2 separate regions of the Homo sapiens genome follow, and region 1 is linked to region 2. A link is a loop called in an ENCODE intact Hi-C map of the cell type or tissue named here. Cell type or tissue: endothelial cell of umbilical vein. All regions are shown on one strand. Links, peaks and the distances in the headings refer to the core of each region. The heading gives the core; the rest is flanking DNA.

The links. Peaks named below come from ENCODE experiments on the same cell type or tissue, not always from the same donor. Only the 100,000 strongest peaks of a DNase experiment are listed, where the experiment ranks them.
Region 1: it touches region 2 in a loop (2.6-fold over the local background); 3 of 110 quality-filtered maps call a loop at or near these places.

The regions. Positions count from the first base shown.
Region 1 is chr13:79,304,153-79,321,537 of GRCh38, reverse strand. It overlaps RBM26 (RNA binding motif protein 26), which reads left to right. Exons shown (of 22, transcript NM_001366735.2): 22 at 828-2,670. The coding sequence ends at 917. Among named protein-coding and RNA genes, the nearest start is that of RBM26, 93 kb to the left of the region's middle. RefSeq lists an enhancer at 13,571-14,072. In endothelial cell of umbilical vein, for the core only: no CTCF peak of the experiment used is centred there; DNase peaks (open chromatin) are centred at 8,907 and 9,887.
Region 2 is chr13:79,381,320-79,398,704 of GRCh38, reverse strand. The region is part of intron 1 of RBM26 (RNA binding motif protein 26); the gene reads left to right. It also overlaps the pseudogene RNA5SP33. Among named protein-coding and RNA genes, the nearest start is that of RBM26, 16 kb to the left of the region's middle. RefSeq lists enhancers at 5,389-5,438, 5,449-5,508. In endothelial cell of umbilical vein, for the core only: a CTCF peak has its summit at 7,227 (motif pointing right); DNase peaks (open chromatin) are centred at 4,714, 5,294, 5,634 and 7,244; H3K27ac peaks cover 614 bases.

The DNA of each region.
Region 1 (17,385 bases), core at 5,130-13,129, 79 kb after region 2:
AAAACTTAAAAGTAAGCAACTCTTACTTAATCACAAAATAAACTTTAGGAAAAAGTTTAAGTTAATAAATAAAGGTAAGGTGGGAAAACTAAATAATTCCATGTTTTACCTTCATAATGGCACTTCATTTTGTTTGAAGAGCATTTCAAGGCTGTTATACATATCCATAGTCAAATGCAAGAATAAAAATGTATATTTTGAAACTCATATACATGATTTGTCATTTTATATTTTAGATTATACCTTTGTCCTTCCATGAGTTTGAATTGAATGGGGAGAAAAGCAGGAGAGCTCCTGGTATTAGGTATTTTGAAAAGTTTGAAATAGCAGTCTGAGAAGTGTTTATGAAGGGAATGGGGAAAAGAAAGGAATGCAATAATAGAAAATGTTTGTTGCATACAGCAGAAAATAAATATAAATATAAATCTTGGTAGAATTTTATACAAGTCATTGGTTGATTTTAGTATTCAAGGTTAGGAGGGTAAATTAGAGAAAACTTACTGTTTTCTTTTTTAAAAAGTTTGACCAATATTTTAAAGGTACAGAAGATGGCGTAATTTGCTAAAGAGAGGCAGGAAAAAATGGCATGTACAAAGGCTTTATTTGATATTTGTTTAGTGTGTTTCATGCAAGCAATAGAATAGATCATATAGAGAAACCATTGAGTGGTTAAATGTTGCTTTTCTTTGTTTTGTGAATGTTCTAGCTATAAAAATACCTTTTGTATTCAACTCTGTTGAGAGAGATGAGTATTTAAAAGTGTCACCTTTTTTTTCTTTTCTTTTTTTTTTTTTTGGGTAAATTCCTAAATACATTTTAACCTAAAGTTTCAGGAAGAGTCTTTGGTGGATGACTCATTACTTCAAGATGATGATGAAGAAGAAGAGGACAATGAATCTCGTTCTTGGAGAAGATGATTTGACTGATCATTGATCTGCATATGCTAGAACTCTACCTGTGTTTCATTAGTATTATCTAATGTACTTTTACATATTTGTAAAAACAATTTTTGGTAAAATGTGATGAAGATGGATTTCACAAATAGACAAAAAAGAAGAAAACTACCTTCTGATCTTGTATTTTGAAAGATTGATGTTTGCATTTTACTTCAGTAAACAATTGCTAAAGACATCACACTAGAAACATATGCAATGTTTTTATTACATACTTCTACTGGACATCACAGAATTCTTTGGGTTCTTTGTAATTTAATGAATAGGTCTGAAAACTTATGACCAATACTTGTTATAACTTAGAGGACTTTGTTTTATTCCAAATAAGGAATGAATTTGCATTTAAAATCTTAATGAATGTTTTCAAAACTGAATAGATAACATAGTACTCTAACTAAAGTCTCCAAGTTATGTATTATAATATTACATAGTAGTATGCTTAGGCTTTACTATGTATTAGCCTTTTGTTGGACTGTGTATGTATTTTACCATATGGGTTTTAATGATAATGGTGTATGACTGCTTTACATGAGTCCTTATGCATCCAGATGTTATAATAAAGTGGAATGGTCTCTTTAAAAAAAAAAAAGGAAAGAAAAGAGAAAAGCAATGACAAAAAAAAAAAAAAAAAAAAAGCCAAGACAATGTTCCTTGATTTAAAAAAAAAAAGAAAAGAAAAAAGAAAAGAAAAAAATTAAAATAGACCATTCCAGATGGTGATCTACCCTTCCCCCCAATTATCACAAAAGGAGCTATAATCACTAACTTATTCTTAATAATAATGGTTACTGGTACCCTTACAATAATGTACAATCCAATGTTTAAAAATTATACCACTTGAGTTTGGTTTGATCCTATAAATTTTCAACAAATGTCTTAAAATTTAAAAGCAGGCTGATTAGTTTGGAACCAGACTGCAAGTAGAGCTAACATTTGGTGAATAAGAAAACATCACATTACATTTTGGATGTATGAAAGAAAACTTGACCATTTGAAGATATATGAATAAAGAAATGTACTATAGATACTACTTTAGGAAAACACTGTTTGGTAAGTGTTCCAGTCTGATATTTTAAGTGTGTACTTCCTATACTTGTATAAAAATCTTTGATGTTTGCAACAATACTGTGATTTTTTTAAGTGGATTTCTTTTGCAAGTGAACATGATCATTGAAAGTTGATATGGCAGTTTCCAGGAAATAAATGCATTCTTTGTAGAATGGGGGTGGGAGATTACATATTTATATTTTCAAATTCATCATTTTGATTGCAAGTGTTTCTGCCTCTCTTGAGATTATAGTGATAATATTAAAAAATCACATTTAAAAAATTACTTTCTTCCATATTGGGGTCCTCACAATCAAAAGCTGTTGTTCCACCACCACCATAGTCTTCTGCCAGTGGAGTAACTTAAGGATGCTGTTCTTTTTCTTCTTCCCCATACACCCCTAATTGGGGTTGAAGTTGTGTGTATTTTCTTGATGGTAACACTATTTCATAGAAATGCTTTGCCTTGCAATTCGTGTCTACGTTTATATTTAAAATTTCAAAATCAGATTTCAGTTGTCAAAATAGTGACTTTGCTCAAAAAGTCACTATTTTTACTTATATATTTAAATCAAAGATCTATTTTTATGTAGTCTCTTGTATGTTGACTATGTGCTATTCTGATTCATTAGGTAAGTTTGTTTTCTTTTCTTTTTAGTAGTCGTGAAAGGTGCCAAATTGGCAGAGGCTCACGTTTCTTCTCTTTACACCAAACAGGTATTACAAAGAAAGTAAATCTTTCAAAGGCCAGTTAAATCTCCATGCTGATTTTTGGCTTTATAATTTGATTAGTATGTTTTAGCCTGATATTTCAAAAATTATAAAATTCCCTTACAATGTAACTGAAAATACATATTCTGTTTATTTCAGTCCATGAATAGCTAATCAGTTTTCCTAGAACTTAAAATGTTTTAAGCCATGTTGCTTTGAATGAATCAGAAGACAAATATATTTCAGCGTGATCCCAAAGAATGGAGATTAAATCTTACCAACATTAATTAGGTTTACAATTATATTATTCATAGTATTAATATTATTTTAATTATAAATATTACTTAGTATTAAGTTGCTACTGAATTTTTTACTTGTTTATAAATACTAGCACTCTACATGTACTTTCATATGTTTTCATTTAAAACTTAGGAAGGAGTTGTTCATTTCCATTTTATAGATAAGGAAACTTAGGCTAATAGAGATGGAATGATTTGCCCAGTCATAGCTAGTGGGTGAAAATAGATTTGAATGCAAGCATTCTGATTTCAGTGCCAATTTTTTTTTTTTTTAACTCTACGTTGATGCTGCTGCTTTCCTAATTATTGATGGAGTGGAACATGAGATTGTGTTTATAGTAAATATGGTAGTTCTTGCCTCAAAGATACTGCACAAAATTAGCAGACTACTTGGTCATTCGCCAGTTCATACTTATACCCTCCCTTTTAATACAGCACTTTGTTCATATCTCTGTTACAGTACTTACATTGTAATATAATTTATCTGGTTTATGTCTGTCTTCCCCACTAGATTACAAGCTCCTCTAGGAAGGTGGACCATGTCTTATTCATCATTTTATCTTTAGTGCTTATCACAAAGCCAGGCTTATAGTGGGCACTCAAATGTTTGTTGGATGAATTAATGAATGAATGAATGCATATTTAAATATCCAATCATAGAGTGACAAATACCTCCCTTGTTAATTCTTATCAATTTTCCAAAAATCTCTTGAAGATCTCCTCAGTCACTGGGAGCATTTTGCTAAGCAATTGATACAGTTTGAGTTTGTCACTTGTGGGGTTACAAGTACTGATGGAGGTATACACATATGTAGGCTTAGTGGAATTTCCACAACATTTAGTAAGGCATTAATATTTTGGACTAATAAATGTTGTCTGTTTCAGAGGTAAAATACACTTTTGGTTTCTGTCAGTGTATATGATTAGAAATGCTAAGAGCCACCAGTCTAGTCCATCCCACTAATTTTTATATCCAAAGGTGATCTAGTTTAGAATACTAGACAAGGTTTATATGATATTTAGTTTTTGGTCCCAATTCTGCAACTAACTCTGTGGCCTTAGACAAGTCTCTTGCCTTATCCAGGGCTGTTTCCTTGTCTGTAAAATAAAGAGTTGGACTAGATGATCTCTAAGGTCCCTTTTACATCTATAGTTTCCTTGGTACTATATTAGTGTTTGAGACAAAACAATTTAATATATCTAAGCCAGTTCTCCCTGTTATCGTTGTTGTTTTCTATCATTTTATCATTGGAAACAACTTGGATTTGGTTATGGTAATTTATATGATGCCTCTTGGTACAGTTTTGTGTATAGTGTTCCTACATGCTTGCATTTGCCAGTACAAATTACATTCAGCCTATAAAATAGAGATGAACTTCTGTATTCACCAGCACTTCCTTTTTCCAATTGTAACTTTTCATTTTCCTTCTAAATTCAGAGTTTTAAAGTAGAAGTACTTGCTAGTAATGCAGATAGAGTCAGTTCTCTCACCAATATGGATTTAAATTGTCCTTTCCATCTCAGTTTACTCTTTTTTAAAAAAAAAACAAACCAATATGCTACCTGAAACTAGAAACACATTTTTAATTCTGCAGCTCTCCTAACAGATTATTTTGCTTTAGTACAGAGCTGGGCTGCAGGCTGAGTTGGGAGTTGGTAAAGGATTGAGGACAGCAATGTAGGTCGCCTCTTCCTACAGGAAAAAATTGAGGAACGTTGTGTATTACTGGTTAAAAGATTGATTAGGATTATTTCAAGGGATGGTTGAGTTGTCGTTTTACTTATTTCACCCAATATTTTGTGTCTCTACTTAAGCAGTGTTGTTTTAAATGTTACTGGATAATTGTAACATAATCAAATTAAATTTTATATTTAACTGATACCCAAGCATTTGATGAAAACATGTTGCAGGAATGGGAGAGTATTCCATAGCTTTTGTTTTATTGTGATTTGATTAAATGTGACAACTAATAGTTTAAAGACAGGACTTCACTGTTTTAGCTGATTTCCTGTAGAAAGTGTGGCTAAGTTTAATTGAAAGAAATGTCTTCTTACTAGAACTGATTTTGGGGGACTTTATCCACTCTTACTTGGAACACTAACTGTTGGCTTATAAGGGTTCAAAAAGGAAGCAACAGTTGCTTATTTGGCATGTTGAAATATCACTGGCTATTTTAGAGTATGAAGCAAACTTTATCAATATGTTTTCTTTTCCCTCCTTACACACAATGTAGACTGATAGAAAATTAGTTTTAGTTCTTCTAGAATTTATATAAATTTTGTAAGCTCCACCCAACACACACACACACACACACACACACACACACACACACACCTGCCCCACTTACAAAAGTCTATATTAGCCTTTTAAAACAAAAATTTCCTGCGTGAAATTCTGGCTTAGTTAACTTTTTGGTCTTTCTCTCGGGGCTTTTCTTGTTCTTATAAAATACTGTAAATTACAAATGGAAATTTAATGCAGAATTAAATTTCTAGTGTACAATATTTGTAAGACAAGAAGAAAATTTCCTTTTCCCAGATCTCAGGAACTACCTTGTTCCTGTTAACTTCTTGAACTGGCTAGTTGCTCAAAGGTATGTATACAGGCCTTTAGGGAAGAGCAGTTTTTAAAATTTTCCTTTCTGATCATTATATACCTGTCAGATGACAATAGATAATCTTCCAAAGTTGCTACTTAAAAATCCTAGGAAAGAAACTTTGGTGAACATGACTGCCATTCCCATTAATTGCTAATGAAAAACATCAAACTTGCTTAGTAGAAAAACACCTAATTTGGTATAACTTTCTTGCAGTTTATCCATATTATGTGCTTGTTACTTAATGTAATTAAAAGCATTTTAAAATTCTACTTTTTTCGTATCCACTTTTTATACTTGCTACTTCCTAAATCCTCCCTCACTGTTTATTTCATCCATCTACTCATTTCCCATCATCCAAAGTTAGCCTCTCCTTGTATACCAGGCACTGTCTGATTTCCATGTATTCCTTTTATTTTTACTGTGGGCCTTTGTGCTTAGTATACTTTTACTTCATATAATGTGATTAACAAATGAAGTGATTATCATATGGAGTTTAAGGAAATTAGATGTATCTTGCAATTACTTTGAAATCTTTGGGAAACCTTAAGAAGATTGTATCTGTTTTCATTTTTATTTACAACATCTTGGAATTTGTTCATGATTTCCTAAAATTTCTTTGCCTACCCACATCTCTGTGAAAATTTTCCATATCAGTTAAGTAGTTTTCGCAATGAAAATTTTAGACCATAGATATGTTGTATGCTGTGATCTTTTGCAGCCTAATGTTTGAAGGGAGTATGATGCAGAGAGGTTTTGGTAAAATCATTTTAGCCCAAAGCTTTGTGTAATTTTCCTGCAACTTTGATTTTGATTTCTTTCTCAAATAGACTTTTTTAATGTTTAGAAAAGTTGGAGGTCAATTTATGATGTGATTCAAGTTTTAGATTTATTTGCTATTTTCAAAGTTTTTTTTAATAGTCTTCTCTTTTTCCAGCAGAGAGAGATCATCATTGCCTGAATTTAGCTTTGTGACTGCAAGAGCAAGACCAGTTCCTGTCTGGAGACGACTGTTACAATAATATCATCCTATTATTTTATGTTCACTCTTTATCAATTTGAACAGATGTTTACATGTACTATAATTAGCATTTTATCTCTACAGTTCTCTAAGAGTACATCTGAGTCCAAAGTGTATCTGAATGTGTGCTCTGACCTTATTCTTAAATGTTTTCTCCCCATACTTTATAGCCATTTATTTTTTAAACACCTTAAGAAGGAACGAAAAAGTTCTCTTGGATGACGTATATTCAAGTCTGAGCCAAATTGAGGATTGTGTCTAGGAAATCTGTAAAGCCATACTACTGTGTTCATTAGCATGAGCAATTTAAAATGAAAATGAATTAAAAAGTTAAACATGAGTTTGGTTTTAATTTTGGGGGGATCTTAAGATATATTTCTGGGAGTAGGATAGCCACTGAAAATAATTTTGAATAGATGATAAAGTACTTTTTTATGTACTGTAATAGCTTGTGCATTTCTTCTGAATATACTTTCTGATGTTGCCAAGGTCATTTACCCAAATATTTTTTTAAAAATTCTTAGCCCTTCAAAACCAACAAAGAAAATAATTTTCTTCCAAGTGACAAATGATGATCTGTGGATTATAAATATTTTAAAAATTATATGTCTTAACATAATTTTTTCACATTTTTTTGACTTTCAATCAAGACATCGAAGACGACCTTTAAAGCAAGAGGAAATAGTGTTGTGTGCCTAACATTGGTAAAGACTAGTTTTTAACCATTTTAAGAAGTGTATGTCCAAATTATTTATAAGCAGTATGACTTAATATGGCTTAGAATTACTTATAAAGAATCTGATTAAATCTCATCCTAAATATGTAGCCACAATATCTTTTTTATAATGGGACTATAAGAAATGTTTGCACTTAGTTTCTGAGTATTCCTTCATAGATTCTCAGGAGGCATTTAAAAAGTTGGAAGCTATACTTGGTAGTAACTATATTAGAAAAGTCCAATTGACACTGATTTTTATTCACCCTTGTTTTATTTTTATCCAGCCATACTACCTTTATCACTTTTTTTTTTTTTTTTGGTGCAAAGCTTAACATTCTGCAAACTTTTTTTCCCCTTGAGTATGCATTGCATTTGTCATGAAGAGTAAAAAGAATGTAATAAACACATCAGTCATAATGTAAATTAACTGTTTTGATCCACATTGGTTGGATACAGCATGGTTAATTCTAGGCTTGGTTAAAAATACATAATTTGGAAAGTCTTCTAATATTTTAAAGACCTAGTAGTTTACAAGGCCTTTTTTTGTTGTTGTTGTTAGACTTTTGGTTCACATTTACAAACTAGCCACAGGGTGTTCATAAATATTTCCCCAAATTAGTTGAGTATTTTTAATTGTAAACAAAGAATTTTCTGCCCCTACTACACTGGTTTACTGCTAGGGTAAAGACCATTGTCTGAAGACACTAAACTTGGTGTTAACAGTGTTGATTGTTTAATGGATATGGACTACATGCCACTACCTGCAACTTTGTCATCCTGGAGTTTTTGTTTGGTTTGGTTTGATTTTTCACTTTTTGCTTTTAAAATTAAAAACAAAGCAAAACAAAATTGAAGATACCATTGAGAATCAGAATTCAAGATGACTTGATTCTCACTAAGATCACTGCGCTTTTTTAAAATTGCTTTGAGATCTAGTCAGTTACATATTTAAAATCCCCGTGTTGATTAGAGATAAGGTTTTCATTATTTTATTTTCCTAAATAGGATTCTCATGGAGCTATTGTAGATAACTGTACAGAATCACTTTTGTGTAATTGAATGAAGCAGTTTCCTCTGCATGATTGCATAATGAAAGCCTTTTATATATCTATATTTTTCAATACTTAGATTTTACACTATTAAGCTGCTCTAGTCATGCTATATTTGTTTTTTTAATAGAGTTTATAAATATTTATGCTCAAAATACAGATCAACTGAATATTTTTGGTCTTGTTTACAAGATAAATCATACTTTAAAATGATACAGGCCCCTCAAGTGTCTTAGGAAAAAGTCATTGGTGCTATAAAACCTTTCAGTATCATTTTTGAACCCATTGTTCAGACTTTGCTAGGTTTTAATCTGATTCCTTGTGATTTATTATAATGTAGCAGCATACTTATAAAAGTGGTCTGTGCTGAGTCAGATAGAGAGCCCAGCCCATTAGAAACACATCATAATTTAAGAATATGATGCAGAATGCCCTTACACTTATTTGTGCCCAGCTTCCCAAAAAGAAAATTGTTTTGTTAAGAGGAAGGCAGTTAATTTGGCTAGAATCCAAAAACTCATTCAGCATGGCTGTTTTCCCTTATTTCAAATGAAAAACTTTTCTAATACTAAAATATGTAATCCTGCTTTGCTTTAAATTCCCATGTCTGTCACTCAACAGGAGGCATAGTGATTCTTAAATATTTACGGAACATTTGGTGAGTTGTAAAGAGAAGTATTATTGCATTGTAGGTTTTTGCATTGATGTGTCGATTTTTTTGTTTTGTCCCAAGATTTCCTTCCAGCACCTTAATGAATGTTCATATGATAGAATGTTTTAAGTATCAGCAAAGCATTCATGGATGCCTGCTTTTCATTCTCAGAAGGCTAAACCTGTTTTGGGTATGATGCTACTTCAGAACATATTGTCTGGCACAAGATTTCTTCTAATAAGTGGTTTATTTAAACTCAATTTCGGTGGACTGTTGAATTGAAAAACACCAAAGGAGTCTTCTTGTCTGGAGACTGGATTGTTCCAGTTTTAAATACCTGTGCCCATAAGTATCCCATTTCATGAATGTGTGTTGGCATGGGGAAAAAATTTCCCTGCTCTTTGAGTGGAGCGAAAGCAATTGGTTAAGCTGTAGCAGCTTTTTTGTTTATTTTTTTAAAGTAATAATAAAACTTGAACTGAAAAAAGATAAAACTTGAACTAGAATACTACTCTTGTATGCTTAGAATGTTTATAGTGTTAAATGTTTATGTGGGGTTGTCAACATTTTTATTATTTATAGTTGAATTATGTTTTGTTAAATCCATATTGTTTATTATTTTTATATTTTGAAAATTTTTAAAATAAAAGTCTTACTAAAAACAGTTGTTAACGTTTTAAAATTGTCCTACATCTTACATCAGTTAATTTATACTAGAAAAAAATTGCATTCATTAGGCATTACATAATTGAGAATTCTGAAAATGTTTATACGAAGAAATGACTCCACATTTCCTCTTCCCCTCTTTACCCTCCATTTTCAGTTGTATTAAGTCAATCTTGGCACCAGTATGTCACTGGCTTTATGTCTCCTCCTTTCACAGATACATAAATCCTCATGATCCTTCCCCCAAATTCCTGACTCCTTTCCTGCTTGGAAGTTTTTCTCTTTATTCTGCTTGGCAGCCAAAAAATTCTCTTTATCATAAGTGATAAGAATAAAAATACTATTCTGATGTTAAAGAAGGAATGCCGTAGTTTCTGAAGTGAAATTGGACACAAAGTGCTTATAGTGTCAATTTGCAAAGCCGTTGAAAGTTTTCAGAACTTCTGTAATTTCCACAGTTCATCTGAGCCATTTCTTCCCCCAATCTGATTTGGCCTGCTTTTCCAGCATTCAGCATGTTCATTTCTTATTTAATAGTTTTATTGAATGATGAATGTGAATTATTTCGATTTTCATCGCATATGTATCTTCTGTCATCTAACATGGTAACGTGACACTGCTTCTGCAAGAAAATACATTCTCATCTACAGATACACAAATTTTGATAAAAATCTAGTTAAAAGATCTAGCAAAGTAGAGGACTTTGGTTAATAATGGTACAATTATTTTAAAAAGTTATATGTTTGTGTATAGGCACACAAACATGTATGGCCAGCCCCCGTGGAGTATTTGCAGATTAAGCATGTTGTCAGCCTTCACTTATCTGAAAAGTGTTTCTGCACAATGAAGGAATTTTTCCTTTAATCTTTTTCATCATGTAATATTGCGGAGAAGCTAAAAATTTTTAAAAGCGTGGAGGTACTGTGATAGCCTGTCATTTATAAATGATCTCTAGACATTTTAAAAATGGAATTGTATAATTTTTACTGCCTTGTAACCTTTTTTCCCTTATGATATTGATACTATTTTTAATGGTCCCTCCATTATTTGAAGATGAATCAATGTAATGAATCAATTCTCATTTTGGGAACTTAACCTTTCCACTTTTTAGTATAAACAATGCTGTGAACATCATGCCTTTAATTATTCATGATATATTCTCAGAACTTCCTGGTCAGTATATATAGTTTTTAAAACTCGTGATACATTTTGAATTTTCTTTTACAAAGCAGATATGTATAAATAAGTAATAATTGTGCTTTGTGAACAGCCTGTTATTTTCTCTGAAATACGTTAGAACTTAACTGAATTTATTCCATATTCATAACAGAAACCAAATTATGCCTAATACAGTAGTTAAGCTCTGCTGCAGTAGTGACACTCTTATGGATATTTTCCACAATATGTAATTGCCAGGATTTTGTATACCATAGCAGATTTTTTTTTCTTGAAACTACAGATGTTTTATAAGTTTTCAAGAAACTCCATAGTCTCATCATGAGTCTCTATTGAAAGGTATGGGAGATTATTTTTATTAAATAAGGTAAAATAAGTGTCAGAATCTGGACTGGAATTTTCATTTTTCATACTATACTATGAGAATTCACAGAGCCGCCAAATAAAAACTCATAAAAACGTCCCCATATTTTTAATCAACACTCCAAACACCTTTTCTCCAGAAAAGCAATTTATGTTTTCCCCATGAAGTTCATACTGATACAAATAAAGCATCAATTGGCCTATGACAATAAAACTAGATAATGGGAAAATAGTTTTTCCATCTTTTTTTTTTTTTGGTCATAAACAGAAAAGGCTTTTTTTTTTATTCCTTTTTTTTCTTTTGAGGCGGGATGTCATTCTGTAGCCCAGGTTCGAGTGCAGTGGCTTGATCTTGGCTTGCTGCAACCTTGACCTCCCTGGGCTCAGGCAATCCTGTCTTGGCTTCTCAAGTAGCTGGGACTATATGCATACAACAGCACTCCTGTCTCATTTTTGTATTTGTCGTAGAGACGGTTTGCCATATTGCCCAGGCTGGTCTCAAACTCCAGCTCACGTAATCTGCCTGCCTCAGCTTCCCAAAGTGCTGGGATTACAGGCGTAAGCGGCGGTGTCCGGTTCATTTTTGAAAGCTTAATTCATTTCATTGGAAAGAAAATTTCTTGTAAACCATGAATATTTTCGTTAGCTATTCATATAGTGGCCGTGTTTTTATTCAAATGGAAATGGGAACATTTTGTACGCATATGACATTACTTTCAATATTCAAGGGTTTGCAATACTATGACAGTTTTCTTAAATTCTCAGTCTTTGTTTCACTTTATAAATCTAAGATGTGTATTATTGAAGCAGTAGTACATTTTATATTCGATGCTCTGAATCATGAAACTGATTATCTAGTATGCAGTGTATTTGTTTGGGGGATTTTGAATTTAGGACATAGGTTAATGAAAAGACCATTTCGTACTTCTGATTTTTAAGAAGAAAAAGTACAGGTGACAAAAAAGCCTTTGAAGTCTGACATTTTTGAACTTTTAATGTTAAAATGTTTTTTATTTATCCCAAAGATATATAAATCAAATTTGTCTGGAAATACAGGTGAATATTCATAATGTCAAGAACATTTCAAACCAGTTTTTAAAGGTTGTTATCTATGACTTCAGACTTGACAAATTTCCAGTACTTTTTAATTGGAAATGTTAAGAAATTCACACTGCATAGTGTAATCACCTGGGGAGATTTTTAAAATCCCAATGCCTGGGTCATGCTACATGCTAATAACATCAGAGTGTCTGGGGATGGAAGAATTACTGGAGAATTCTACCAAATATTTAAAGAAGAATTAACACTAATTCTATACAATCTCTTCCAGAAAATAGAAAAGGAGAGAATACTTCATTTTATGAAGCTAGAATTATTCTGTTACCAAAAGCAGAGACAGCACAACGGTAGAAACTACAGGCCAATATCCTTATGAATATAGGTGTGAAAATCCTTAGCAAAATATTAGCAAGTAGAATTTAGCAATACTTTTTAAAGACCAAATAAAGGTTATTTCAGAGATACAAATCTGGTTTAATATTTTAGAATTGACTACTGTATTATCAGGCTGAATAAAAGTAAATCACATGATTGTATCAGAGAAGAAGCACTTGACAAAATTCAGTGTTTGTGATACAGAAATGATAAAACTTCTTAGGAAATTAGAAATTAGAGGGTAACTGCTTCAACTTGATAAAAAGCACCTACAAAAAAGCTACAGATCATGTTCATTAATGATGAATGACTGAATTACTTCCCTCTGATAGGAAAACAAGGCAGAGATGTCTGCTTTTACCACTGTTAATTAACATGGTGCTGGAAATTGTAGCTAATGGGATAAAAAGCAAAAAGAAAAAATAGAGATTGGAAAGGAAGAGTTAGAACATTAAAACTCCCTATTTGCAGATAACATTGTCTACATACAAAATCCTATATATAAAATAAATGAGCTCAGTAAGATTCCAGGATAAAAGATAAACATACAGGTCAGGCGCAGTGGCTCGCGCCTATAATCCCAGCACTTCTGGAGGCCGAGGTGGGTGGACTGCTTGAGTATAGGAGTTCAAGAGCAGCCTGAGCAACATAGTGAAACCCTGTCAGTTTCATGACTATGCCAAATGTCATGCCCAGGGTCAGGTTCCAGCCCATGCTGAGGTTCAAGGGAGTGGGTAGATGAGCAGAAAGAACCCTTGGGGAACCAAAGGCAGGTGAAAGATGATTTTATTCAGCAGCAGCTCTCATAAACAGCTCTCTCCGCCCTGTCTCGGCTGCTTAGTCAGGCAGCCCACACACACAGCTGTGCGGCCAACTCTCCCTTGCCTTCAGGGTGAGCAGCTAAACTCTCTTTGGGCACGAGCAGGCCAAGCTGTGTCCTGGCTCCCCTCTGTCTGTCTGCAAAGACAGACAGCTTTGGCTCTCTGTCTTTCTCTGGGTACCAGTGTGCCTCCACAGTGTTAACAGGGCAGTTATATATTTTACAGGCAATAGTGGCATAGAGCCAAGTGATGAACCTTCCCTATGTTATGGCTATGGTGGTGAACTTCTCTATGTTATGTCTATGTGGCTATGATAACAAGTGGAATTATACACCTGCACTCTAGACTCGCTGAGTCACTCTGGATGTTTACTTCAGCCTGTCCTTGACCAAAGCACTTCCATGTTCCTTACACCACCTCTACCAAAATAATACAAAAACTAGCTGGGTGTGGTGGAATGTGCCTGTGATCCCAGTTACTTGGGAGGCTGCGGTAGAAGGACCACTTGAGTCCAGGAAGCAGAGGCTGCAGTGAGCCATGATCGCACCACTGCACTCCATCCTGGGCAACACAGTGAGACCCTGTCTAAAAAAAGCAAAAACCCCCAAACAAAAAAAGATAAACATACAGAAATAAATTATAGAAGTGAGAAACAGAGTCGTGCTTGCTAGGCATTATGAAGGTGGTGGGGGTGGGAAGGAAGTAGGTGGGATTGTAGAAGGGCGACAAGAGGGATCCTTATGGTGATGGAAACATTCTGTATCTTGACTGTATCACTGTCAGTATTTTGGATGTGATATCGTACTACAGTTTTGCATGACAACACCATTGGGGGATATTTGGAAAAGGACACATGGGATCTCTCTGTGTTATTTCTTACATCTTTGTGAATTTAAAATGTCTCAAAAAGTTTAATTTGGAAAAGAGAAAAAAGTAATCAAAGGCAGAATAACAGCTAACTAGCAACATATTGGACATGCAGAAATGCCTTGGAGGGATGTGTGCTCCCTGTTAAGAATGAACTTGGGAAAGCAAGGATTGGAGGTATAGAAAAGGAATAAATTGAGTTTGCTCACCTGAGAGTTTCTGGAGGCACTGCAAACTCATTTCTCCCAATGGTTTCACTGCAACCTGTGCCAGTAAGTACCACATGCATGTTGCTTCTTTTATTCTTTCACCAGTATTGCTAACTGAAAGAGACTCTAGACTGAGAAATGACAGATCTCATCTACCTCAAAAAGGTGGATGACAATGAAAACAACTAATGTTTGCTTTGCTCTCTCTGCCTTTAACATAGATCAGGAGGGTTGAAATCATCCGAAATGGGAGGAGACAGAACAAACTCATAACTGTAAATTAAATTCTCTGAAGGAAAGAGACAGTGTTATGGGAGTGCAAGGCAAATGAACCTGACCTAGGATGATGTGAGAAAAGCCTTCTCATAAGTTCAGTTGAGATCTGAAAACTGAACAAGAGTTTACTAGGGGGGAGCATATTCTTGATACAATGAACAGTTTGTGCAAAAATATAGGGGGACCAAATATGGTGCATTTGAAGAGCTGAAAGGCCAGTGTGGCTGCAATGCAAAGACATAAAATTTGAGAATTATTGATATGGAAATCTAAATATAACTGATAGGTAAGGATTGGACTCTCTAGAGATCAAATATAGAATGAGCAGCTCTCCATTTAATCTAGGTAATATAGGCTAATTCTGCAAAGAAGAAGTAGAAGGGGCAGCCAAAGAGGTAGGAAAAAAACAGGAAAGGGAGTTAAAGAGGCCAAAGTAAAAAAATAAAATGGCTTTAGGAATGAGGGAATGATAAACAATGTCAAGGATTGCAAAGTAAGATAAATGAAATGCAAAATATACCTTGGATTTTTGGATAAGGAAGCCGTCGGTAACCCTGGAAGGTGGTTGTTTTGTTTTGTTTTGCCTGCTTGCTTTATGATGATGATGATGATGATTATTATTATACTTTAAGTTCTAGGGTACATGTGCACAATGTGCAGGTTTGTTACATATGTATACACGTTCCATGTTGGTGTGCTGCACCCGTTAACTTGTCATTTACATTAGGTATATCTCCTAATGCTATCCCTCCCCCTTTCCCCCACCCCACGACAGGCCCCAGTGTGTGATGTTCCCCCCCGCCTGTGTCCAAGTGTTCTCATTGTTCAATTCCCACCTATGAGTGAGAACATGTGGTGTTTGGTTTTCTGTCTTTGTGATAGTTTGCTCAGAATGATGGTTTCTAGCTTCATCCATGTCCCTACAAAGGACATGAACTCATCCTTTTTTATGACCTGCATAGTATTCAATGGTGTATATGTGCCACATTTTCTTAATCCAGTCTATCATTGATGGACATTTGGGTTGGTTCCAAGTCTTTGCTATTGTGAATAGTGCCACAATAAACATATGTGTGCATGTGTCTTTATAGCGGCATGGTTTATAATCCTTTGGGTATATACCCAGTAATGGGATTGCTGGGTCAAATGGTATTTCTAGTTGTAGATCCCTGAGGAATCGCCACACTGTCTTCCACAATGGTTGAACTAGTTTACAGTCCCACCAACAGTGTAAAAGTGTTCCTATTTCTCTACATCCTCTCCAGCACCTGTTGTTTCCTGACTTTTTAATGATTGCCATTCTAACTGGTGTGAGATGATATCTCATTGTGGTTTTGATTTGTATTTATCTGATGGCCAGTGATGATGAACATTTTTTCATGTATCTGTTGGCTGCATAAATCTCTTCTTTTGAGAAGTGTCTGTTCATATCCTTCGCCCACTTGTTGATGGGGTTGTTTGTTTTTTTCTTGTAAATTTGTTTGAGTTCTTTGTAGATTCTGGATATTAGCCCTTTGTCAGATGGGTAGATTGTAAAAATTTTCTCCCATTCTGTAGGTTGCCCATTCACTCTGATGGTAGTTTCTTTTGCTGTGCAGAAGCTCTTTAGTTTAATTAGATCCCATTTGTCAATTTTGGCTTTTGTTGCCATTGTTTTTGGTGTTTTAGTCATGAAGTCCTTGCCCATGCCTATGTCCTGAATGGTATTGCCTAGGTTTTGTTCTAGGGTTTTTATGGTTTTAGGTCTAACATTTAAGTCTTTAATCCATCTTGAGTTAATTTTTGTATAAGGTGTTAAGGAAGGGATCCAGTTTTAGCTTTCTACATATGGCTAGCCAGTTTTCCCACCACCATTTATTAAATAGGGAATCCTTTCCCCATGTCTTGTTTTTGTCAGGTTTGTCAAATGGTTGTAGATGTGTGCTATTATTTCTGAGGGCTCTGTTCTGTTCCATTGGTCTATATCTCTGTTTTGGTAGCAGTACCATGCTGTTTTGGTTACTGTAGCCTTGTAGTATAGTTTGAAGTCAGGTAACATGATGCCTCCAGCTTTGTTCTTTTAGGCTAGGGTTGTCTTGGCAATGCGGGCTCTTTTTTGGCTCCATATGAACTTTAAAGTAGTTTTTTCCAATTCTATGAAGAAAGTCTTTGGTAGCTTGATGGGGATGGCATTGAATCTATAAATTACCTTGGGCAGTATGGCCATTTTCATGATATTGATTCTTGCTATCCATGAGCACGGAATGTTCTTCCATTTGTTTGTGTCCTCTTTTATTTTGTTGAGCAGTGGTTTGTAGTTCTCCTTGAAGAGGTCCTTCACATACCTTGTAAGTTGGATTCCTAGGTATTTTATTCTCTTTGAAGCAATTGTGAATGGGAGTTCACTCATGGTTTGGCTCTCTGTTTGTCTGTTATTGGTGTAGAGGAATGCTTGTGATTTTTGCACATTGATTTTGTATCCTGAGACTTTGCTGAAGTTGCTTATCAGCTTAAGGAGATTTTGGGCTGAGACAATGGGGTTTTCTA
Region 2 (17,385 bases), core at 3,063-11,062:
GAGAGGGAAAGGTCATTGAAGTATATTAATATTTACTTGTTAAAGTATTATTGAATGTTGCTATGTGCAAGATTGCTGTCTCCATAGAGCTGCACATAAAAGAATTATAGTAATTCTAACCTGATGAATTTTATAGCTGGTAGAAGAGTTAATAGTCTATAATTATTGGTTAAAACATTTTTCTTTATTTCTTTATCCCCTTAACTTGTGATAAATTGACTTTCATAATCACATTTTGCTGCTGCAATCTTATTTGGCCTTTCCATCTGAATGCTGAGTGGTTAAAATGCATTTAGCACTTTTTTTCTGTATGTTTTAGCACTTCCTTATCTTTGGCTGACAGTGCTTCTCAAAATTATTTTACATGCTTAAACTGAGAGATAGGGACTGTATTATGAGCAAAATGTAAAATATTCCCATGTTAGTTATGTACATAACCTAAGCTTGAGAATGACTAACTGAAGCTTGAGCTAAATAGCTTGTAAGATTTTTTTCCCTCTTCTTGCTTCCTTTGTGCCAGAGAAAAGAATGAATGAGAGAAATGAATGAATGGTAAGCTGTTCCTACTAGACTTACTCATTACTCTCCTACTACTTTATTTCTGTGGAAAAAGTCTTTTCAATTTACATGCAGTAACTTTGAAATAGGTAAAAGTTTATTTTTAACTTAGGGTTTTATTAGTATCTTTTATGTGTGTATTAAATAATGGAGTAAGTTCAAGATCTGTTACTTAGTGATTCTTCTTGAGATATTTTACCTATGTAGAAGCATTTCTTTTGTTATTTTTTTCTGCGACATGTTTTACAAATGCTTTTAAAATTTTGATTTTCTGATTTTTATTGTTAGTATATAGAAATATATTTGTATATTGACGTTGAATTCTGAAATTTTACCAAGTGTACTTATTCTAGTAGCTATTTTATAGATTCTGTGGAATTTTCTTCTACCAATCTCATCATCTATGAGTAATGACAATTTTCTGATTTTTATACCTTCATTTCTTTTTTTTTTTTTTTTTTTTTTTGAGATGGAGTCTGGTTTGTTGCCCAGGCTGGATTGCAGTGGCGTGATCTCAGCTCACTGCAGCCTCCACCTCCCGGGTTCACGCGATTCTCCTGCCTCAGTCTTCCGAGTAACTGAGACTACAGGCACGTGCCACCACACCCGGCTAACTTTTTTTTTTCATTTTTAGTAGAGACGACAGGGTTTCATCGTGTTAGCCAGGATGGTCTCGATCTCCTGACCTCATGATCCGCCTGCCTCAACCTCCCAATATACCTTCATTTCTTATCATGCTGGCTAGAAGCAATAGTACAATGTTGAAGTAGTAAGAGTGGACGTCCATGTCTTGTTTCCAGTCTAAAGGGAAAGAGATTAAATGTTTCAGTATTACTGATATTGGCTCTAGGTTTTTAGTAACTGCCTTTTACCAGATTGAGAATTTTTTTCTTAATTTGCTTAATATTTTTGTCATAAAAGGTTATTGTTAACTTGGCTAACTTCTTATTTCTTTTTCTTTTTTTTGAGACAGAGTCTTATTCTCTCACCCAGGCTGGAGTGCAGTGGTGCAATCTCGACTCACTGCAACCTCCACCTCCCAGGTTCAAACGATTCTCAGGCCTCAGCCTCCTGAGTAGGTGGGACTACAGGCGTGCGCCACCACCCTTGGCTAATTTTTCGTATTTTTAGTAGAGGTGGGGTTTCACCATGTTGGCCAGGCTGGTCCTGAACTCCTGACCTCAGGTGATCTGCCTGCCTCAGCCTCCCAGTGCTAGGATTACTGGCATGAGCCATTGTGCCTGGCCAGTTCTTTTTCTCCATCTGTTGAGACGATCATACAGATTTTCCCGTTTTTTTGTTAATATGGTGTATTACATGGATTGCTTTTCAAATATTAAGCCAATCTTGTATTCCTGAGGTAAACCAGGCTTGGTCATGTTATATTATGGTAGATTTGATAATATTAAAACAAGTGGAAGTATTCTATCCTCCGTTTTTCTGAAAAAATTTATTTAGGGTTCTATTTTTTTTTCCTTAAAATTTTTGGGATCCTTCACCAGTGAAGCCATCTGGGACTGAAATTTTTGTTGTGAGGATTTTTTGGTTATAAAATCAATGTCTTTAATAGGTATAGGGCTGTGTAGGTATTTCTGTTTCTTCTTGTGTCACTCTTGACAATTTATGATATTCAAAGATTTTTCTGAAGTTGCCAAATTTATTGACATTGCATTGTAACCTTACTATTCGTTTAATAACTAGGATTTATTGTGATGCTTCCTTTCCCCTTTTTAATTATACCTTTGGTTGCTCTTTTATTTTCTTAATCAATTTTGCTATTAGTTTTTCAGTTTTATTCAGCTTATTAAAGAACAATGTTAACTTTTTTTTCTATTTTCTATTTCAGTGTTTTATTTTTATGATTCCCTTTTAAAACACTTTGGGTTTAATTTGCTGTCCTTTTCCTCTTAAAGTGGAACCTAGGTCGTTGGTTTTACACCTTTCTTTCAGTTATTTTATGATATTGTTCCATTGCCACCGTCCTCTGTTGTTTCTGGTGAGAAATCTGCTGTCATTTGAGTCTTTGTTCTCCTGAATGTAATGTGTCTGTTTTCCCCCTTTGACTACCTTTAAGATTCAATTCCTTTTATTTGGTCAGCAGTTTGACGATGATAGGCTTGTCTGTCTGTGTTTATGTGTTTTATCCTTAGATTTGCCAATTTGGATCTGTGTTTTGGGTCTTTCATCGGTTTTGGAAAGTTCATTGGTCACTATGTCTTCAAAATTTTTCTGCCCCATTTTTTTTTCCTCTTTTTCTGAGACTTTATATTTAGTTCCTTGTATGTTAGATTATATGATATTATCCTGAAAATCTCATGTATGTTTTAAAAAATTACTTTTGTCCCTTTGCTTTTGATTTGGATACTTTTTATTTTCCATTTTTTTGTTTGTTTGTTTGTTTAGAAACAGTGCCTCACTCTGTTGCCCAAGCTGGAGTGCAGTGGCATGATTATAGCTCATTGCGGACTGGACCTCCTGGGCTCAAGGGATTCTTTTGCCTCAGTAGCTGGAATGGCAGTCACACACCACCACACCCAGCTAATTTTTTAATTTAATTTTTATTTTTTTTTGTAGAGATGGGGTCTCACTATATTAACTAGACTTGTCTTGAACTTCTGGTGTCAAGTAATCCTCCCAATTCAGCTTCCCAAAGTGCTGGGATTATAGATATGAACCTCTTCCTGTTTTCAAGTTCACTATTGTTTTTCCTCTACCGTTTCCAGACTGCGAAGGAGAGTTATTTCTGATTCAGATTTTTTATTTCTGGATTTTCCCATTTGGCTCTTTTTAATAGTTTCTGTGTATTCACTGAAGTTCCCCACCTCTCCATGCATGTTGTCCACATTTTCCAGTAAATTCTTTAGCATTTTTATCATTATTGTGAAGTCCCCGTCTAATCTATTATCTGGACAGTCTCTGAGTATGTTTCCATTGACTGTTTCGTCTCATGTAGATCACATTTTCTTACTATTTTGTGTTCCCTTTAGTTGGTTTTATGCTAGATCTTTTGTGTAAAAGGACTGTAGAGACTGAAGTAAATAAGATTTATTTTCAGTAAGGGGGCATGCCTTTTTTTTGTTAGGCCACTTGAGTGGAGGCTGAGTCAGTTGCCCTGTAGTCTGATTGGTTCTGGGCTTTGTAACAACTTTCGTTTGATTCAGTTCACCATTGGCTTCAAATGCTTTGAGGGCAGAATGAGAATTTTCCCTTTGGGGCTGGGTGCCGTGGCTCACACCTGTAATCCCAGCACTCTGGGAGGCCAAGGTGGACGGATCACCTGACATCAGAGGTTCAAGACCATCCTGGCCAATGTGGTGAAACCCCGTCCAAACTAAAAGTACAAAAATTAGCCGGGTGTTGTTATGGGTGCCTGTAATCCCAGCTACTCAGGAGGTTGAGGCAGGAGAATCGCTTGAACCCAGGAGGCGGAGGTTGCAGTGAGCCAAGCTGGTGCCACTGCACTCCAGCCTGGGCAACAGAGCGAGACTCTGTCAAAAATAAAAATAAAATAAAATTTAGCTAATTGCTACAAGGGGGCTGGACTTCCTTTTGTTCAAATATGACCTTGAAGGTCTTGATGCATGTTGAGAAAGGCACGGAATAGAGAAATGGATGCTACAGAAGGAAGTTGGGAGGAAGCAAGAGAAATACTCATGGAAAGCCTTTATATGCTTCCAAAAACGGCACTTTGATTCCAGAGGGCAACGTTTATTTGCCCTCTTGACAGAAAGTAGTAACCTCTAGAGGACTTAGGGCTTGAGGTAAGGACTCGCAAATGGCAGAAGAATTTCTCTTCCTACCAAAGGGGTGCTAACTCAAAAAGCAAGTAGGTGGAATCATTGAAGGGCCAGAGTGAGCCTTTATGGAGGTTGACAAACTGCTTCAAAAGCCACCAGAAAACTCAGCCATGGGGCTGGAATGGAAAGCATATGGTAAGTCGTAAGGAGCTAGCAGAGCGGCAGTTCCAGTTAGTGTTTGTCCCCACAATGTGCCAGCAGAGGGGAAGGTTGGAGGTCATTTGAGCTGGTAGGGTAAGAACAAGTACAAATCTCAGGGGATATCTGCGGGGGATCCCGGCTTTGCTACTGTGTAAACACAGTAAAAGCCGCAGGCGCACAAATAATAGGAAGTGTGTGTTTAAGAAGTCACGTGGCATGTAGAGTGAAAACAGAGAAGCAGACTTGCCCCCAAGGTGAACAGTCCAGCACGTGCACAAAGCCATTTCAGAACACACACACACAAAAAGAATAGGCAGTGCAGCTTCTTGGAGAAAAGCTGATTTTAGTTGAAAAAACAGGAAACCCCAAGCACTGCACGGTTTTAGGCTTTAACCCTATCATTCTCGTGAGCCTCCTGCCCAGGAGGGCCATTAGTGCCTCAGGTCCACTCGGTGCAGACCCCAAGGTCCTTCCCACCCCCACAAGGTGATCTCAGTGGTCATACGGGGGGAGGAGAGCCACTTGTGACCAAGAGGAATTGTTCTGAGGGTTGATTAGTAAGCCAGACAGCGAATGGGAGAAGAAAACTGTATGGGGGTTGAATGTCTCCAGCCGAAGATGGTACTGTGTACAGGTCTCTTACAAGTAGGGAATGTACTCAAGTCATGCGGAACTGATGTATGTTACCTGCTGCAAATCCATATGGATCTGCAGCAACCTCACTTCTTGTCTCAGAAGAAAGAATTCGACCGAGGAGACATAAGGCAGAAGGAGAAACTGAGGCAAGTTTTAGCGCAGGAGTGAATGTTTATTAAAATGCTTTACAGCAAGAATGAAAGGAAGTAAAGTACACTTGGAAGAGGGCCAAGTGGGCAGCTTGAGAGATCAGATGCCCCTGGTTCCAGGTTTTTGAATTGCTGGGGAGATCTTTGTTCTTAACTCCTACCTCCTGCCTTTATGACTTTTGGAACTGTTTTTCAGCATTGTTGCTCCTTTCCTTGTCTTTTGAATGGTAACCCACCCAAGAATGCCTCAGAGGGGTTTCACTCAGCCCTTGTGCTCTACACTCAGACTTTGTTAGCTGGAAGCTAGTAGTTCCTTGGTAATCTCTTGTAGTTCTTCCTTGCTCCCAGAATTACTCATGAGTCTTTGGTTAGTAAGTGTTGATGAGTGGCTGTAGACTCACTTTGTGGCTTGTGGTACTTCTGATTCTAATCTCTCGACAGCATGTGTATATGACTGCTAAAAGATGATTTAAAGTTTCGCTGGTTTCTCTGTACCTCCATCTATGGAGTCAGATTTTTCTTCCTGACTTTCCACCAGGAATGAGAGTAAACATGAGTTTCTTTGCTCTTCTGAAGAGTTTGTCACTTTCTAGAATATAGTTAGTTCATTTACAGATTTTTTTTTTTTTTGGTCTTCTCAAGCTTGTTGGGTTTTAAAAAATACTACAGTTTTGTAGTTAAAGCGGCTTGTTTCTTGTTGGGGTGAGAGCAGTGGTCTCTTGTGATGTTCCACATCCAGCCCGAGGTGGAATGGCTAACATAGTTTTAATGTGTGTTTGTTTTATAAAAGTTAGGTTGAAAAATTTTTCCTATGTTTATTTATATATATAAATATATATAAATTATATATGGATAACATATTTTACATATTAATTATGTTTATATATAATATATAACATATAATTATATAACTAATATATTAGAATATATGTGATTTATGATGTAACCATTACATATATAGTACATAATACTTACATAATTATTGTATATAATATATAATGCTCCAGAGATTAATTTAATAATTTAAGAAAGTAAGCTTTTTTCCTAAAAAGTAATGGTTACATCATAAATAATATATAATGTAATTATATATAATTACTAATTATATATTACCGTTATACAATTAATTATATATTTTATATATAATTAATATATAATTATATAATAATTATGTATTATTGTATAATATATAATTATATAATAATTATGTATTATTGTATAATATATAATTATATAATAATTATGTATTATTGTATAATATATAATTATATAATAATTATGTATTATTGTATAATATATAATTATATAATTATGTATTGTATAATACATTATTATATAATTATGTATTATTGTATAATACATAATTATATAATAATGTATTGTATAATATATAATTATATAATAATGTATAATATATAATTATATAATAATGTATTGCATAATATATAATTATATAATAATTATGTATTCTTGTATAATATATAATTATATATAGTGTTACGTATTATATATTTTTTCCTGTTGATTGTTCATACACTCCCTAGTTTTTCTGATACATTGTTGGTTTCTTAAAAAGTTGATTTGTAGGAGCTTTTCATGTATTAGGGAAATTGTGATATGATCTGCAACTTTCTCTTTCCCATACTGACATTTATGTTTTGATTCTGCTTATGGTAATTTTTCTAATATAGAAATGCTTCGGCTGGGTGCGGTGGCTCACGCCTGTAATCCCAGCACTTTGGGAGGCTGAGGTGGGTGGATCATTTGAGTTCAAGAGTTCGAGACCAGCCTGGCCAACATGGTGAAACCATGTCTCTACTAAAAATATAAAAATCAGCCTGGTGTTGTGGTGGGCGCCTGTAATCCCAGCTACAGGGGAAGCTGAAGCAGGAGAATTGCTTGAACCCAGGAGGTGGTGGTTGCAGTGACGCTAGATGGCGCCACCGCACTCCAGCCTGAGCTACAGAACAAGACTGTCTCAAAAAAACACACACACAAAAAGAAATGCTTCATTTTATGTAGTTGAATTTATCCTTTATTTCATGGGGTTTGGATTTTCTATTGTAGTCATAGTCAGAAAAACTTTCCCTATTTTGAGATGAAGTTACTGCCAGTGATATTATAGCGAAAGCTATCACTAGTTGTGCTTACTGTATGCCAGCATACTAATTGGGTTACCAGTCAATTAATGAACTCTAATTGACTATATGCGTGCTACAAATCATACTGTGACTTACCACGAGAAGTCAGTGAGGCAAAATGGAAACCAGTCACTGTATTTTCTCAAGTAGTATCATCCATGTCCTTTATGATCTTATTTTTAAAGAAAATCCAGGTATGAAGTATGGATATAGCCTTATTTATGTATTTTTATTCAGATGCACACAAAGTTATCTCTATAAAACTTGACTGCATAATCCATGTTTTCCCAGGGATTTGAGATGCAACCTTAAATAGATACTAAGTTCTTATGTGTATTTGGGTTTATTCTAGACTTTTTATATATTGATCTATATCTTTTACACTATTCTCTTATTTTTGGTGATGAAAGGCTAGTCCTCTGTCAATAATGTTCATTTTTAGAATTTTCCTGCCTGGTTTTCCTTGACTGCCCTTGCCCTACAACTTTATTTTGAAAATTTTGAATATACAGAAAAGTTGAAAGAATTTTACAGTGACATACCCGTCATTGAGATTCTACCATTAACATTTTAGTGTGCTTGTCACTATTATCCTTTGGTTCATTTCAGAGTAAATCGCAGATGTCAGTGCACTTACCCCTAAAGCATGCATACCATGCTTTACTTCAGTACTTTAGTTTTATTTTAATTTTAGAATACAGATACAATCAAGTGCACAGATCTTAAGTGTACCATTTTATAGTTTTTACAAGTGTATACATTTTTGTAACCCAGTCACCTGTTAAGATAACATTACCCTTGCCCTGGAAAATTTACTCATTTCTTTTCCCATGCCCCCACCTACCTCTAGAAGAAAGCAGTGTTCTGCCTTTTTTACACTATATATTAGTATTACCTGTTGTAGAACTTTTCTGTCAGTGGAATCAGAGTATTATTTTGAGCAAGGCTTTAATGTGCCTGAGATTTATCCATATTATTGCATATATCTGTAGTTTGCTTCTTTGTATTGCTGAGTAGTATTCTGTTGTCAGAATCATGGTATATACAGTAGTTAACAATAATAATGCTCTCATTATTGTTAATTTGACACAATTTCTTAAGTCTTACTAATTAAAAATAGTACATGATGGTTCTAATAAAAATTTAAACAGTGTAGAAATAGAAACCAAAAATCAGTCTTCTTATTCCTTTCTGATTCTCATATATAAACTTGTAAACATATATCTGTAAAAATATGCATGTGCCACCTATTGATGAATATACATGACTTTTTTTCATAGATAGAATCATTTATATGTTGCTACTACAACTAGTATTTCCAGTAACACTGCACATCATCCCATAAAAGTATACTGTTAGGTAGATTCCTATTCTTTCCAGTGGTTCCATAGAATTCCATTATGTGAGTGTATTGCACTTTGTTTAAATAGTGCTTTATTTATGATGTAATTATTACTTTTTAGGGGAAAAAAGCTTATTTTCTTGAATTATTTAAGTACTTCCTGTATGTAGTCAAGGAAAACTTACCAAAAGACTTTGACTTGAAAAGCAAAATCCTCTTTACGTTTCCCATCCTTGAACTTTTACTGTTAATATGTAGTTTTTATGCCGTTACAATGGCTGAAATCCAGTGTTTTTGCATGACCAAATCATCTACGGCCATACCACTCTGAACACCCCTGATCTCATCTAACTTGGAAGGCAAGCAGGATTAGGCTTGGTTAGTACATGGATGAGAGACTATAGTTTATGTAACCATTCTGTTCTTATTTGTCATTTAGGTTGTTTGCTTTTTTCTTTGGCTTTCCAAATAACTATTTTTTTTCCCGTTTCTTTTTTTCTTTAACAACGCAACTAGTACACTGTTTTTGACTTTTTAAATAACTCTGCAATGAACATCTTCCTCTATGTGTATGTTTGCTTTATTCTCATTAGTAGAAGTTATTTTCTAGAAGTCAGCTAATGCTGCTGTTGGAGGCTTTCTTAGTATTAAGTATACTTTCTTGGTTTAAATCTAGTACTTCAGAGGAACTTGTTTTATGATGTTATGTATTGCATTATAAGTAGTTCCTCATTTTGTTTTTTGTTTCAAAGAGCCATTTTAAAAGAAGTTACGGGAGATAGTGTGTCAGTGTAAATTCTAGCCTACTTTTGAGTTCTGTATATCTCTGCTCCATACATTCTGCAATTATTTATTTTCCATTTTACAGGCAATTTAAAAGTTGATAAAAAAATTTATAAAATCTTAAATGAAGTCACTTATAAATGAAAAGTGTTTGAATGATTATAGATTCCACATAGCATTAATATATACTTCAGCCGGTCGTTTATTTGTTGCTCCTTGTAATAGTTATAAATGCAATAACAGGTACTTTGAGGCCTGTAACTTGTGATCTTTTTTGGACATATTTTGTAAGAAATTGTCATTGTGACGTTTCTTATTTGTTACTATTACTTTCTTTAATGATCTCAAGTGCTTATCTTACCTTTTTAAAAAGTTTAATTTTTTATAGTAGCAAGCAGACTGAAATAGGTAGAACTTATTTTTGAAAACTGCTTTATAAACTTGCAGTTACCAGTCTCTAAAGTTGTTAATGCACTTACCTAAATTGAATCATGTTAAGTTTGGATGCCTGTGATGACATTAAACAGCCAAATTGGAGGAACAGTTAAGTTCTGTGAGAATACATGAAGTTTGGAGGAATCGTGAGTATACATTGTGATTAGGAAAAGGCTCTTGAATCCACCTAGCCTCTGTGGGTTTCAGATGTAGAGAAAGTTTTATTGCTATACTGAAGTGATTGGACAATTTTGGAGCTATATTATGAGATGTGGGGAAGGTTAAAACAGGAGTTACTTGATCCAGTCTCTTTTTAAGAATGTTGCTTGCTGGGCGAGGTGGCTCACGCCTATAGTCCCAGCACTTTGGGAGGCCCAAGTGGGTGGATCACCTGAGGTCAGAAGTTCGAGACCAGCCTGGCCACCATGGTGAAACCCCATCTCTACTTAAAATACAAAAATTAGCCAGACGTGGTGGTACATGCCTGTAATCCCAGCTACTGGGGAGGCTGAGGCAGGAGAATTGCTTGAACCCGGGAGGCGGAGGTTGCAGTCAGCTGAGATCGCCACTGCATTCCAGTTTATGGCATGTAGAGGTTTGATTAGATAAAACGTTTTGAAGACAAAGGAAGACTAGTTAGCTATTTCTTAGTCTAGTTTAAGAGTGAGTTGTGAAATGCCTGAATTTAGATTGCTATAATGTTGGTAATTAGAAGCTCCTTCTCAATACATTGTGATTTGTTCTAGGGAAAAGGCAGGCATAGTTATCTGTAATACCAATGGGAGAAACAGTCAAACATACCAGTAGTTGCTATGTAACAGTGGTAGAAACAATGTACAGAAATTATATAGGTCTGGCAATTTAGGAGAAATACACAAAATGTTTCTATTAAGTAGAATTTATTTATGCCTTCTAAGGGCTCAAAATTTGGTCATGAGTGCTGAGGAAATGGGATTCTGTGACTCTTTAGAAAGACATAAAGAAAAAAAATTCTCTTGAAGATTCTAATGCTATGTACTAAATTATTTTGAAATTCAGTTAACTAAAAGTTACTGGAATGGGAAGGGAGAAAGAGCGCAAGGTGGTGAAAGCCAAATATTTTTTCACAAAAATGACCCACTTTTTCAGATCGTATGGTTCAGTGCCTTTTTTTTTTTTTTAAATGAGTAAACTAAAGCCTAGAGAAATAAAATGCTAACGCAGGATTATATAACTAGTGAATAAAGCAGAAATAACACCAGACTGGAAATCTGAAAATTGTTTTTTGGAGTACAGTTCAGTGCTTTTCTTCAATACCAGACTGCTTCATGGAAAGGCTAACAATTTGGCTTGGGACAAAGTAGGTTTGAAAGGTAATATAGGACTTAAAATATAGCAACCAGAATTTAACTAAAGTATATTTTTAGGGGTGATTATAGGCATTTTTTTTTATCATAGTTCATTATTTAGTAATCCCTTAACGATTGTTAGGGTGCTTGGCAGGTTAATAAAGTGTGTCTTATTTGTAATTATATTTATTTGTAATTATTTCTAGTTTGGCAAGTCAGCTGTTAGATGAAAAAACTGAAGCTTAGTTTGCTTAGTCTTAAGATTCATGACCGGAAAAGTGTCCATAATAATTTCTCATTTTTAAAGATAAATTTTGGCATGACTGTGGTAACCGTATCAGAAAATTTTGGTAGCAATGTTAGAGAAAGACTTAGAAGTGAATCTCTAACATATATAACCACACAGCATTAGCCAGACCTTTTAAAGAAATATGAGAAAAAGGTTAAAGGCTTAATCGACTCAGCCAAATTTATCCAACAGGATGATAGAACTAGGTTTTTTGTATTTCTAGTTTTAGTGCTATTTCTTTTGGATAATTTTGCCTTTTTGGTTTTAAAAGAAAATGTTCACTAGCCTCTGCTCTCTCATTTTAGTAACCAGAGGGATGGGTTACCTGAGATCTGTTGTTAACTAGACAGAATGTGAGTAATGGAGTGGGGGTGGCCTCTAGAACCAGTCTTTTCTCAGATAACTCAATTCTTCCTCAACTATGAATAGGAATTAAAAAAAAAAAAACCCTAAATATGAAGGTTAGTCATGGGTTACCATATTGCAGATACACCTTTTTTTTTTTTTTTTTTTTAAAGAGAGAGTTCTGTGGCTTGATGTATAACCATAATTATAACCACAACTATCTGGGCTTAATTTGTCATTTGGGCTGCTGCTGTTTGCACTGAACAGTACAAACTTTTACTTTGGTTTTGTTATCTGACTATTGGGTCTTTGACACTTAATGGGCACTTCTTTTTTTTTTTTTATTTAATTTAGAAGTTATGTAACTTCTAAAGCTATGGTTCTCAAGTGTGATATCAGGATTCCTGGAATTTCCTGAGAGCCTTTCATGGTGTCTATGAGGTCCTTGTTTTTCCAACTATGTATCTGTGTCAGGTCAGGTTTTCTTCATGTACTTCAACCAGTATAACATGTCATAACAGACTGAATGTAAAAACAGATGTAAGAATCGGCCTGTCTTCTATTAAGCCAAACAAAGGTATTTGCAAAAAGTGTAAAACTTGGTCACTCTTCTCAGAAAATTTGTATTTTATTTTGGAAAAATAGTTTTTGTGTTTTTTTTTTTAATTTTAAAAATATGGTATTTAATTTCAGGTGAGGCTATTTATCATAGAGCTCTGCCTATCCCTGACCTGCAGTGGGGATATGACCTAAATGGGGAAGATGAGTCATTTTCAGAGGCCAGTACGGATGCTGGGGGAGAGAAGAGTAGCCTCCTTTTTCTGGTTTCACTAGCTGTTAGAATAATGTAAGCTGGGAACTGCTTGGGGGCCATCATTTTTGCCACACATAGAGAGCATTTCTGAAAGTGAAAAATGCAGAATAGAGAGTCCTGGTGATATGATTTGAACTCCTGGATTCAGAAAAAAAGCCAGCCCCACATATGGGCTTCCTGTTTGTTTGCACATAAATTCTTCTTCTGATTACTCAAACAAATATAGAGAGTTTTTATGCTAGTTTTAATGGATTTATTATATCAAACTAAACTAAATTTTTTCTCAATTTTAATTCTTGATAAATATTGATATAACTCTTTTAAATAAAAAGCTGTTTGGAGTGGTTCCTATTTTTAAAGCATAGAGGGCTCCTGATACCAAAAAGTTTGAGAACCACTGTTCTAAAAGTAAGATGGAATCATGCTATTTCTTGGAATGATGTGGGGGAATAAAAGAACTGGCCAATAGTTTTCAGTGTTATAATTACATGTATTGTGATACATTTTGCAGTGATGAAGAAGTATTAATAGATTGTGTGATGCTCAAGGATGGATCATATTTAGATATGCTTATATTTTGATTTTATTTTGTAGAATGAACTGGGTGTATAATAACTCTTAATGAGTAGTCTTTGCTGTAACTAATTACTGTATATAAGTAATCTATTTTTGCTTTCTTGTTTGAATTAAGTGAAGCATGTAATAAACTACAATTAAAATTTTCAATGTATGTATTATGCTTGCTGCAATGAAATTTGGATTTTTAAAAGAGTAATTCTAAGTACAGAATATAAAATCATGACTTTGATGCAAATTAGATATTTTTCCTGAATATAAAATGAAAATTTGGAAAGAACAGACGTGGGTGCATATCCGTGTTCTAAAGTTACTCAGTTAACATATTTAAATTTAATTTTTAATTCCCACTACCACCTCCAGCTTCTTTTCAAGATTACTGAACATGGAAGCTTGGGTTAAATTCCGTGAGTTATATTCTACTGAATTTCTAAAGTCTCCAAGAAACTCGTGCAAAACAAACTTTTTGAAATATTGTATTGGAGTATTATAGCTTTCTTTACGGTCTCATTACTGTTTTGAAAATCTGAAAAACTAAAACACACTATGGGTGTGTTGGGGGATTAGTACAACCTTTATTTCCAGAGGTGATTTGTTTCTTGTTAAGAATATTTAGTTTTTAAAGATATTTTATTATAACATTTGATTTTCTGTATTAATTTGGCTTCTGTAACTTTAGTGTGTGTACTTCCCTCTCCACCCCAGATATAGTTGGAAGAGAATGACCTTCTTAGATGGTCACTTCTATGCTTTTAAAGGGTATGCATGAAGCTGGAAGTCTCCAACTGAACTGTTTTTAAAAACAAAGATGCCAGCTGGGCACTATTGCTCTCACCTGTAAATCCCAACACTTTGGGAGGCCGAGGAAGAAGGATCACTTGAGGCCAGGAGTTCGAAACCAGCCTGGTCAACAGAGCAAGACCCTATTTGTACACCCAAACAAAAATTAGCCAGGTGTAGTTGTGTGCACCTGTAGTCCTAGCTACTGGGGAGGCAGCGGTGGGAGGATCTCTTGGCAGGAGTTCAAGGTTTCAATGAACCATGATTGCACCACCGCCCTCCAGCCTGGGTAACAGCAAGACTTTGTCTCTAAAAAAATGAAATGAAAAGAAAAAAAAAAAAAAAACTTTATTAGCTGTATCCTTAACACAGTATATTCAGGAATTGACAAAGTTTTATTTTTATGCCTTTAAAATCATTGATGTGAATGACTTCATAGTGATTTGGAAATTTAATTTGCCAAAGCTCACTGAAGCAGTTAATTTGAAATCCTTGGAGAATTAAAATTGGAAACCCCAGTGTTCGTGAATGCTCACTTTGCTCCATTTCACTGGACTCCTGTCCCTCATATGTGTCAAGAAGGTCAAGTAGGCCTTAGGCTCTTTCTGATGGGTTCCCTTGGCCTGGGCTTTTTAAAATTTTTTCTTTTCCGGATAGCCATAAAGCATATTTGCATTCCATTTCCATTCCTATCTAAATTCAGATCCCTGTTTAAATGTCCCTTCAACAGAGTCCTTCCTTGATGATCTTAAATAATACTTGTTTTATCTTTTCTGTTTTCTTTCTCCTTACCTTTCTTCCTTTCTCCTCCTTTACACTTTATCTTTTCAACCTGGATTTTTCCTCAGAGCACGTGTCTACATGACAATACATACTATAAACGTATGTTTGTGTAATATGCATATTGGTTCCCCCCACCCCCCAATGTAAATTCCGTGGCAACAGTGATGTTTCTAAAAGTTGTATTTTCAGGATCTAGAACAGTGACAGAGTAGGTGCTTTTAAAATTTTCTTGAATAATGAATGCGATATTTGGACGATAATCACTAAACCCAACATACTTATTTTCTTATTTTATTCATCAAACTTTATATGAAGATGAAAGATTCCCTGACAGAAATGAGCCATTGATCTAGTGAGACATATATTTGTATGTATATTCTCTCTCTTAGTAACTATTAATATGTTTCAGATCTTTTGTAGTGTGTATTTTATCTACAGTGTAATTTTTAAAAAATGCTTTTCTATTACTAATATATGTAGATCAGTAATTGAACAGACTAATGTGTTATTTTATATTTCATATATTTGCACAGTATCTTATGAACAGATTTAAACCTAATGATTTTACTCATTGATACTTGTGTGGGATTTACTATCCAGTCCAGTGCTTATTTGCCAAGAGCTGTTCAGCCTATGCTTGAAACCATTCTAATGAAGGAGAACCCTCAGGCAGTTTATTCTGCCTTTGGGAGGCCTCTGATTATTTTAAAAAAAAAAAGCCTATCTCTATTTTAAGCCAAAACCTGTTTGGCTGCTTCTGCTTACTGGCTTTAGTTACATTCCTTGGAGGATATATTGGACAAATGTAATCCTTTTTCCTTGTGATAACTTTTCAATTATTTGAAGACTTACCAAGTTCTCTCTGACATTTCAGTTCTCTAGGCTGAGAATCCCTAGAAAACCATCTAATAATGATATCCATTTACCATCTTGGTCATTTTCTAAGAATCTGTTTGAGTTTGTTTATGCATTTATAAAGGTGGAACCTAGAACTGAAAGCACTAACACTCTACTGCATAGGAGAGCAGCACTCTTTCCTGTCTAGTTCTCAGTTTTCTGTTTTATTGCATGTTTATAATTTATGTTTCCCCCCCAGCCATTTCACACTTTCATTTCCTTTAACTTAACCGTTTACTAAAGTGCTTAAGTTTTCACCTTCTATTTGCCTTCTACAAATGCTATTGTTGAGTTAGATCTCATGCCTTATTTTGTAGTTTTTGCTTTTGTTTGTATTCTGCTCCCTCACCAGCCCCAACACACACACAGAAGAGTAATTGCAGTTGGAGCACTTGGTGATCATAATCATACTTTATTGGCAGATTTTGTTGTTTGTGGGAGCTAAGAAATACTTTTCAAAACTTGATTCTTTTTTTCCCCGATCTATAAGGCAATTTCAGGTCTGCTTTTTCTTTCACACATTTTCAGGATGCTAGCAGTATATAGCAGGGGTAAAGAAAAGTCTAGCTCTGACAAGATATAGATCATTCAAATTACAAACCTTTTATCAGCAGTGGCAACTGGTAAAGTACCTCGAACAATCTTGCTAGCCATGGAGATAATTTTTAAAAATAATTTGCTATATGAATATAGTTTTTTTAATTAGTTAATTTGAATGTTTATTTAATTGACTTTGCATAACATCATCACTAGAAGTTCAGATAATATAACATTTAAGACAAATAGAAAAGAGAACATAGGTTTTGCCTTTCTGTTCCTGATACATAACATTTCAGTATATTATTAAATTTCTGTGGTCCATATTTTTTACTCAGCTTTTTGTTTTCAAAAATATTGAAGTAAAAATGGAACTTCTTGTAGGACTTAAGAAAAATTGTTTCCCAAATGCAAATTCAGTTGTTTTGCCATTAAATGTGAAATTATAACCCCTGCTTCTATATAATTTGAACTTTTAACAAATGTTAAAAAGTCATCTGCCTTTCAAATTATTTCAAGGATTTAGAACTGTATATGGTAGTATATTTGTTGTGGCTAATCGTTTTTTATTCAGTTCAGATTGCTTCTACAGAAGATGTTGAGCAGAGATTCTTCTTTAATTCTGTCTTGCTGTTTTATCCAACTGTGGTTTATAGACCATAATAATTATAAAAATCATGAAAGCCTTCCTCTAGATTTTTAGCTGCTAACATTTTAATTCAGTTTTAAAATGTCCTATTTAAAAAATAATGGTGCAAAAATGAAATAGATTTGGTATTTCGTTGAGAGAATTGAAAAATGACAGGTAAGTTACTGGAAAAACCACTAATAAGTTAAAAATTCACCACAACAATCAAACCAATATTAAATTACAGCATTTAGACTCAGTGTAGACTGAATTTATATACAGCAGTTGCAATAAAACATAATAATATTATTATGTATCATAATGATTTCCAGTAAATTGAAATATGTTTAGCTTGATGTCTAGTTTGGTTGATGTCTGGTTGATTTGGTTGATAGGGAGTGACTGTAACTCTAGGTGTTTAAAAAG